2 separate regions of the Homo sapiens genome follow, and region 2 is linked to region 1. The links are chromatin contacts, found by Hi-C or POLR2A ChIA-PET in ENCODE. All regions are on one chromosome and are shown on one strand. The core of a region is the stretch at or near the end of the contact, and the rest is flanking DNA. Distances in the headings are between cores, read along the strand shown.

What was found. Hi-C counts contacts between places; a loop is a spot of excess contacts on that map. ChIA-PET counts read pairs that join two places held with the same protein, here RNA polymerase II (POLR2A). Pooled maps may share reads with other maps.
Region 2: a pooled map shows a loop between it and region 1 (2.7-fold over the local background). The contact joins two enhancer-like sites. A Hi-C loop is called at or near these places in 1 of 50 pooled maps. POLR2A ChIA-PET finds 5 or more read pairs at or near these places in 4 of 52 experiments (H1, activated CD8-positive, alpha-beta T cell, activated CD8-positive, alpha-beta memory T cell and 1 more).

Annotation. Positions count from the first base shown.
Region 1 is chr6:90,120,735-90,123,984 of GRCh38, reverse strand. All of the region lies in intron 4 of BACH2 (BACH transcriptional regulator 2), which reads left to right. Among named protein-coding and RNA genes, the nearest start is that of BACH2, 170 kb to the left of the region's middle. Within about 2 kb of position 1,889, at least 5 of the 41 ENCODE cell types and tissues checked have a DNase peak (open chromatin) inside an H3K27ac peak, as active enhancers do.
Region 2 is chr6:90,007,900-90,011,576 of GRCh38, reverse strand. BACH2 (BACH transcriptional regulator 2) reads left to right here. Exons shown (of 9, transcript NM_021813.4): 6 at 2,721-2,975. The coding sequence starts at 2,733. Among named protein-coding and RNA genes, the nearest start is that of GJA10, 120 kb to the right of the region's middle. Within about 2 kb of position 2,261, at least 2 of the 41 ENCODE cell types and tissues checked have a DNase peak (open chromatin) inside an H3K27ac peak, as active enhancers do.

The sequences.
Region 1 (3,250 bases), core at 640-3,139:
CTGGCCCCATGCAGCCATCGGGTTTCTTCATCAGCTTTGGGGCCCAGGCCTGCATTCGGAGGAGAGTCGCACCCTCCCTCCTGCTCCCCTCAGAATCATTGTGCTTTGGGGCATCAGGAGGCGATTTTGGTGTTCTCACATAAGATTTCTATTTCTAATAGAAATTTCTTTATGTTTTCCCACCGGTCTTCTTTTTTTTTTTTTTTTTTTTTTTTGAGACGGAGTCTCGCTCTGTCGCCCAGGCTGGAGTGCAGTGGCGGGATCTCGGCTCACTGCAAGCTCCGCCTCCCGGGTTCACGCCATTCTCCTGCCTCAGCCTCCCAAGTAGCTGGGACTACAGGCGCCCGCCACTACGCCCGGCTAATTTTATGTATTTTTAGTAGAGACGGGGTTTCACCGTTTTAGCTGGGATGGTCTCGATCTCCTGACCTCGTGATCCGCCCGCCTCGGCCTCCCAAAGTGCTGGGATTACAGGCGTGAGCCACCGCGCCCGGCCCCCACCGGTCTTCTTATAAGCTGTCCTAGCCTTCAGTGTTAGTGTCCTAGGTCTGCTTAACAAATTATCACAAACTGGACAATTTAAAACAATGTTTATTCTCTCACAGTTCTGGTGGCCTGAAGTCCAAAATCAAGGTGTTTCAGGGCCACACTTCCTCCAAAGGCTTCAGGGCAGAATCATCCCTTGCCTGTCCCAGCTTCTGGGGAGGCTCCAGGTGTTCCTCAGCTCATGGCTAAATGACTCCAATCTCTGCCTCCACTTCTGTCTTCTTCTCTTCTCTTGGCCTTCTCCTCTGTCTTCTCTTCTGTGTCTTCTAAGGACACCTCCCCTTGGATTTAGGGCCTACTCAGGTAATCCAGGATGATTTCATCTCGAGATTCTCAACTTAATTACATCTGCGAAGGTCCTTTTCCAACATAAAGTTTCATTTCCAGGTTCTAGAAGTTAGGACACCTGTATTGTTGGGGACCTCAATTCAACCCCCTACTCCTTCTAAACTATTCAACAACAGTTTTGAAGTTAAGCAAAACATTCTAGATTTACCATTTTACTTTTCTCTGCCGTTAAGTTCTCCGGTTTTATGTCTCTTTTTTATGTGTAACTATAGGAAGGTCTCCCATGAAAAAAATAGAACCATTGCCATGGGCAGTCAGTAGCTACACTAGCAATGTGTCTGCCCTGTGAAGCTCAGGCTTCTGTCCTGGTGGGTCTCCCTCTTGTCAAGCAGTTTTCTCAGCCATCAGAGGGGCTGGGAGAGCCAGGCCTCGCCAACACTTTCTCTGAACACATTCACACTTCTTGCCTGTGCTCTTCTTTGCCCAGGCTCTCCTGGGATGCAGAAATCAGGGAGGTGTTTACTGAGGAATAAAACTAATGTCTCAGTAGAAATTTTTTTAAAATGTCATAGTAAGTCTATTATTGATTGTGTTCAGTTGGACTTTGAGCAGATTTGGGGCCACTTTCCCCATCCCAGCCCTCAAGGAGAAAGAGAAAAGACAAGACTAAAATGAGTGTGGCCATGTATCCCATCTTACTGCCTTCAAGAAGTCCTTTCCTGTAAACCTTTTTTTTGATTGTTCTTGTTGTTCTGGTAAGGGAGGGCGAACTGGGTTTGATTCTGAGACTGCCACAAGCCTGTCTCTTTTTTTGTGTTGTACTGACTCGATCCTTGCTTCACGCTACAGATTTCTCACAGTGGGTATTTTTAGTTGAGGAGGAGGTTTCTCAAAAATACTTTGCCGATGTCTGGTCATGCACAACCCCTGGGCATCCCCAGTGAAGTGCTTTGAGTCATGGCCCCTTAAGGGCAGAGAGGATGTGCATTTGGCCCATGGTGTGCTTTGCCTGGACGTGTGTCATTTCCCAAAATATACAGGAGGAGAACCAGATTAGTAAAAGGAAACCTTGTCACACATGGTAGGGTTCTGCTGCCCCAGAATCAACCTTTACAGCTGGAAAGGTTCAGCCTTTCTTACTTGGAAGGGTCATATTCATTGAACTGCAGTTAAAACAGTCTTACCAATAGATAGGTAGCCTCACACCAGAAATGGGGGGCAAAAGGCAGAATCACTAAACATTTAAGCAACACATGAGTAAAAATATTTGGCCTCTTTTTTTCTTTGTTTAAAATATGCAAAGGTGGCCGGGCACGGTGGCTCACACATGTAATCCCAGCACTTTGGGAGGCCGAGGTGGGCGAATTACCTGAGGTCAGGAGTTCGAGACCAGCCTGACCAACATGGTGAAACCCCATCTCTACTAAAAATACAAAAAATTAGCTGGGTATGGTGGTGGACGCCTGTAAGATCCCAGCTACTCGGGAGGCTGAGGCAGGAGAATTGCTTGAGCCCGGAAGGTGGAGGTTGCAGTGAGCCAAGATTGTGCCACTGCACTCCAGCCTGGGCACAACAGAGTAAGACTCGTCTCAAAATAAATTAATTAATTAATTAATAAAATGCAAAGGCTTTTTGCTCCAAGATAGCTGAAATTTAGATATATATCTTTTTATTAAAATAGTTTTTATTTAAATAAGCAAATAATAACCGTTAAGAAAAGTTAGAAAATTTTAAAAATCAGAAAAAACAACAAGAAGGAACCCTATCTACCTAGAGCTTCCCAGGGTTCCAGGCTGGTTACAGAGTCAGAGCCCTCTTAGCTAACCTGACTGGGTGTTTTCTCATTAGTTGAAAAATCAATTAAACAGTGAATCATTTTTTAAAAAGATACTACATAGCCTAAATCATGTATTTAACCTAAAGTTGCAAATGAACAGTTATTTGCCAATCTTTTGATGTGGGCTCGAGGCCTTTTCTTCGAGTTTGGGTCTGCTGATTGGAACTTCATGTAATCTTTCATGCACATTATTGCATGATTTCCATTTTCAGTCTCTTTAAGTGAGGAATTTTTTAAGACACTTGCAACACAGTCTGACTGCAAAGTCATTTTAAATTTTTATTATTTCCCCAATCTTTCACAGTTGTCTCAATCATATCTAATTCAATGGCAGATTTCCTCTAGTGACTTACTTTCATTTCTTTAATTTTACTAAATTTTCATACAAATAACTATTTTCACACTCATATTTTATGGGCCAACATAATATTTAATTTCTGTAATTACAAAGCAAGTATAGCTGACATTAACAGTTTATGCAGAGAGAGCTGATGTGCTCCAGAGTTCGAGAGAGAACATTCAGTATTCGTTTGACCACAGTATTGGTCAGTATATTTTATACAGGGGATGGAGAATGCT
Region 2 (3,677 bases), core at 1,012-3,511, 110 kb after region 1:
TGCACTCCAAAGTGATACCCTGTCTCCAAAACAAAACAAAACAAAAGTAGACAAACATAAAAATAGTAAAAGACAGAGTCCATAAATAGATTCATAAATGTAAAAACAACTGATTTTCAGTAAAAGTACAAATAAGCAAGGTTTGTCTCCAAAAAAAACAAAAGTAGACAAACATAAAAATAGTAAAAGACAGAGTCCATAAATAGATTCATACATGTAAAAACAACTGATTTTCAGTAAAAATACAAAGGTAATTCAGGAGAGAAAAGAGTATTTTTAACAATGCTGCGGGAATGATTGGATATTCCTATGCAAAAGGAAAAAAAGAACCTCAATCCATACCTGTTACCTACACAAAAATTAACTCAAAATGGGCCATAGACCTAAATGTAAGGGCTAAAAAAATAACACTTCTAGCAGAAAACAAGAGAAAATCTTTATGACCTTGGTTTAGTTTTTTAGATGTGACACCAAGATGGTTTTTTGGCTTCATCAAATAAAGACTTTCTGTTCCTTGAAAGACACTTTTAAGAGAATCAAAAGACAAGCTACAGACTGGGAAAAAATTTTTACAAGTCATGTATCTGATAAAGGACTTTTATTCAGAATATATGAAGAACTCTTAAAACTGAAAAATAAGAAAACAACCCAATTAAAAATGGGCAAAGAATCTAAATAGACATTTCTTCAAAGAAAATATACAGAGGTCAAATAAACACATGGAAGATTCTCAACAACTTCAGGCATTAGAGAAAGCAAATTAAACCCAAAAAGAAATATGATAGACCTATTACAATGTCCAAAACTAGAAAGAGTGACCATACCAAATGTTGGCAAGGATGTGAAGGAACTGGAACTCATACACTGCTGGTGGAAATGTAAAATGTTACAGCCACTTTAGAAAACAGTGGCAGACTCTTTAAAAGTTATGCTTACACATACCATATAATACATTCTACTCACAGGTATTTACCCAAGAGAAGTGAAAGCATATGTCCATCCAAAGAATTGTATGTGAATGTTCACAGCAGCTTTATTTGTAAATAAATACTGGAAACAACCCAAATATCCACTAATAGATGAATGGATAAAAAAAAAGTTACGCTATATTTATACAATAGGATGCTAAGTAATAAAGGAACAAACTTGATATATGCAGCAACATGGATGAATGGTGAAATAATTATGCTGAATAGAAGAAGCCAGATATAAAAGAATATGTAGTTTATGATTCCATTTATATGAAACTCTAGAAAATGCAAGCTAATATAGAATGTCAGAAAGCTGATCAGTCGTTGTAGCGGTGGGGTACAGAGAGGTACAAGGGAAAAATTATTACAAGGGCCTTAAGGAGACTTTTGGTGATGATGGATTTGTTTACTATCTTTATTGTGATGATGGTTTCACAGTTACATACACAATCAAAACATCAAATTGCTCACTATAAATATGTACAGTTTATTGTATGTTAAAGCTGTTTTAAAAAAATAAGAAAGCCAAAAAGAAAGTAGGACTCGCTACTGGAATTCTTACTACTCTAGCAAACATTACAGAAAAACTATGTAACTATATAAATTAATTACAGATACTGTATTTTAAAATACCTCAGCGGGGCCAGGCACAGTGGCTCACGCCTGTAATCCCAGCACTTTGGGAGGCCGAGGCGGGTGGATCACCTGAGGTCAGGAGTTCAAAACCAGCCTGGCCAAGATGGTGAAATCCCGTCTGTACTAAAAATACAAAAATTAGTTAGGCACGGTGGCACATGCCTGTAATCCCAGCTACTTGGGAAGCGGAGGCAGGAGAATCACTTGAACCCAGGAGGTGGAGGTTGCAGTGAGCTGAGAATCGCACCATTGCACTTCAGCCTGGGCGACAAGAACAAAACTCCCTCTCAAAAAAAAGAAAAAGAAATATTTCAATGGATATTTTTTAAAGCAAAGAACCTTTTGTAAAAGTAATCTTGACTGTTGAATGCATCTTTTTTCATGACTGCTATTGTGATATATTGTGTTTCCTTAAAGGGGATGTACATCAATTCAGCTGGGATAACGACAGCACAATTCCACATCTTTCTAAGAGCTGAGCAACTATTGCATTATGGCAATTGTGCTTTGCCTTGAAGTGGCAGAGGGCAGATGCAATAGCTGACTCTACTGAGTCTTCAGTGTGCAGACAGTTTGGTTCACTTGTTAAATATGTATTGTGATTTGATGTTTACTCTACTTGGCATCTCAGCCAAATTTCACCTTAGGAACTTACATATACTTCATCAAGACAACATTACAAATACTTCAAAATGATTCATTTCCTCTTCACACAAATCTAAGTTAGTCCTTGCATAGAGGCTATTTACATGTGAAATTTCTTTTTCAGCCTACTAACAAAATCAGAACCACCAAGTTTTAAAATACCAATGTGTTTTAAATGTTTTAAATGTTCTATTAAAAGATCTGGCTTTGTTACCATGGGGTAAAAGAATGCGGTAAGTAGGAAGCATAAAAGTCAGCTGTGGAACTTGACTTTACAGATATGTTTCCTGAGCTCATTGTACAGAGTAAGCACAAATATGCTGATTGGTAATTCCCCTCCTTCCTGCCATGCTCATGGCAGTGGGACACAGGAACCATGATGTTCTTTCTCACCTCCTCTCTCTGATCCTACAGCTGTGGTGACTCAGCCTTTCTTTCTTTCTTTCTTTGTTTCTTTCTTTCTTTCAGGGTGTGAACGGCATGTCTGTGGATGAGAAGCCTGACTCCCCCATGTATGTGTATGAGTCCACAGTCCACTGCACCAACATCCTCCTGGGCCTCAATGACCAGCGGAAAAAGGATATTCTCTGTGACGTGACTTTGATCGTGGAGAGGAAGGAGTTCCGGGCCCACCGGGCTGTGCTGGCCGCATGCAGTGAATATTTTTGGCAGGCGCTGGTTGGACAGACAAAAAATGATTTGGTGGTCAGCTTGCCTGAGGAGGTACAGTAATTTGGTTTGTGTGATTGTTAATGAATGTTTATTGACTTACAGAAAACTGGCTGACTAGGAGCTAGAAGATGTACTAGGTGCCATGTCCCCACTCAGGAGTTGATGTCCAAGTCACATGTTAGGTCTGTGGCATAGTCAGTTTCTATTTGATACACTTAAAGTCTCAGAGGCACAGAATGTGAATATCTTTCTTGAAGGGAACTGAACCTCACCTGTGGCTCAGTCACTTGTAGTTTCTAGTTCACTTACCCTTCAGGTTTTGAGTGGTTCAGCCTAAGTTTGGCACAGTCCTAGATGTGGGATCTGAATCATTGCTATGATTTCTGTCTTTCAGATGGTGTAAGGATCACTAGATTTCCCTTGAGAGTAAAAGATCGAAAGCATTCACAGCACCTTCTTTGCTTGGGGGAAAAATAAAAGCAACTAGTAATTTTCACCATTAATTCAGTAAGATTCTAAGAAGTGTAAACTTGCTTTTCTCACCGTTGTTGAAAACAGCCCACTCAGGTTTCTTAATCACATCAGTGAATACGGTTATTTTGGCACTTTGGGAACACTAGTAGCTGGACCTGGTCTGTCCAGAGATGACATTTAATTGGATGGTTTAAGTTGTAGGACCCCAAAAGATGGGCTTCACAATGGCAAACCATTAAATGGTCATCCTTTGAACCATATATACACTACCTCTTGGTT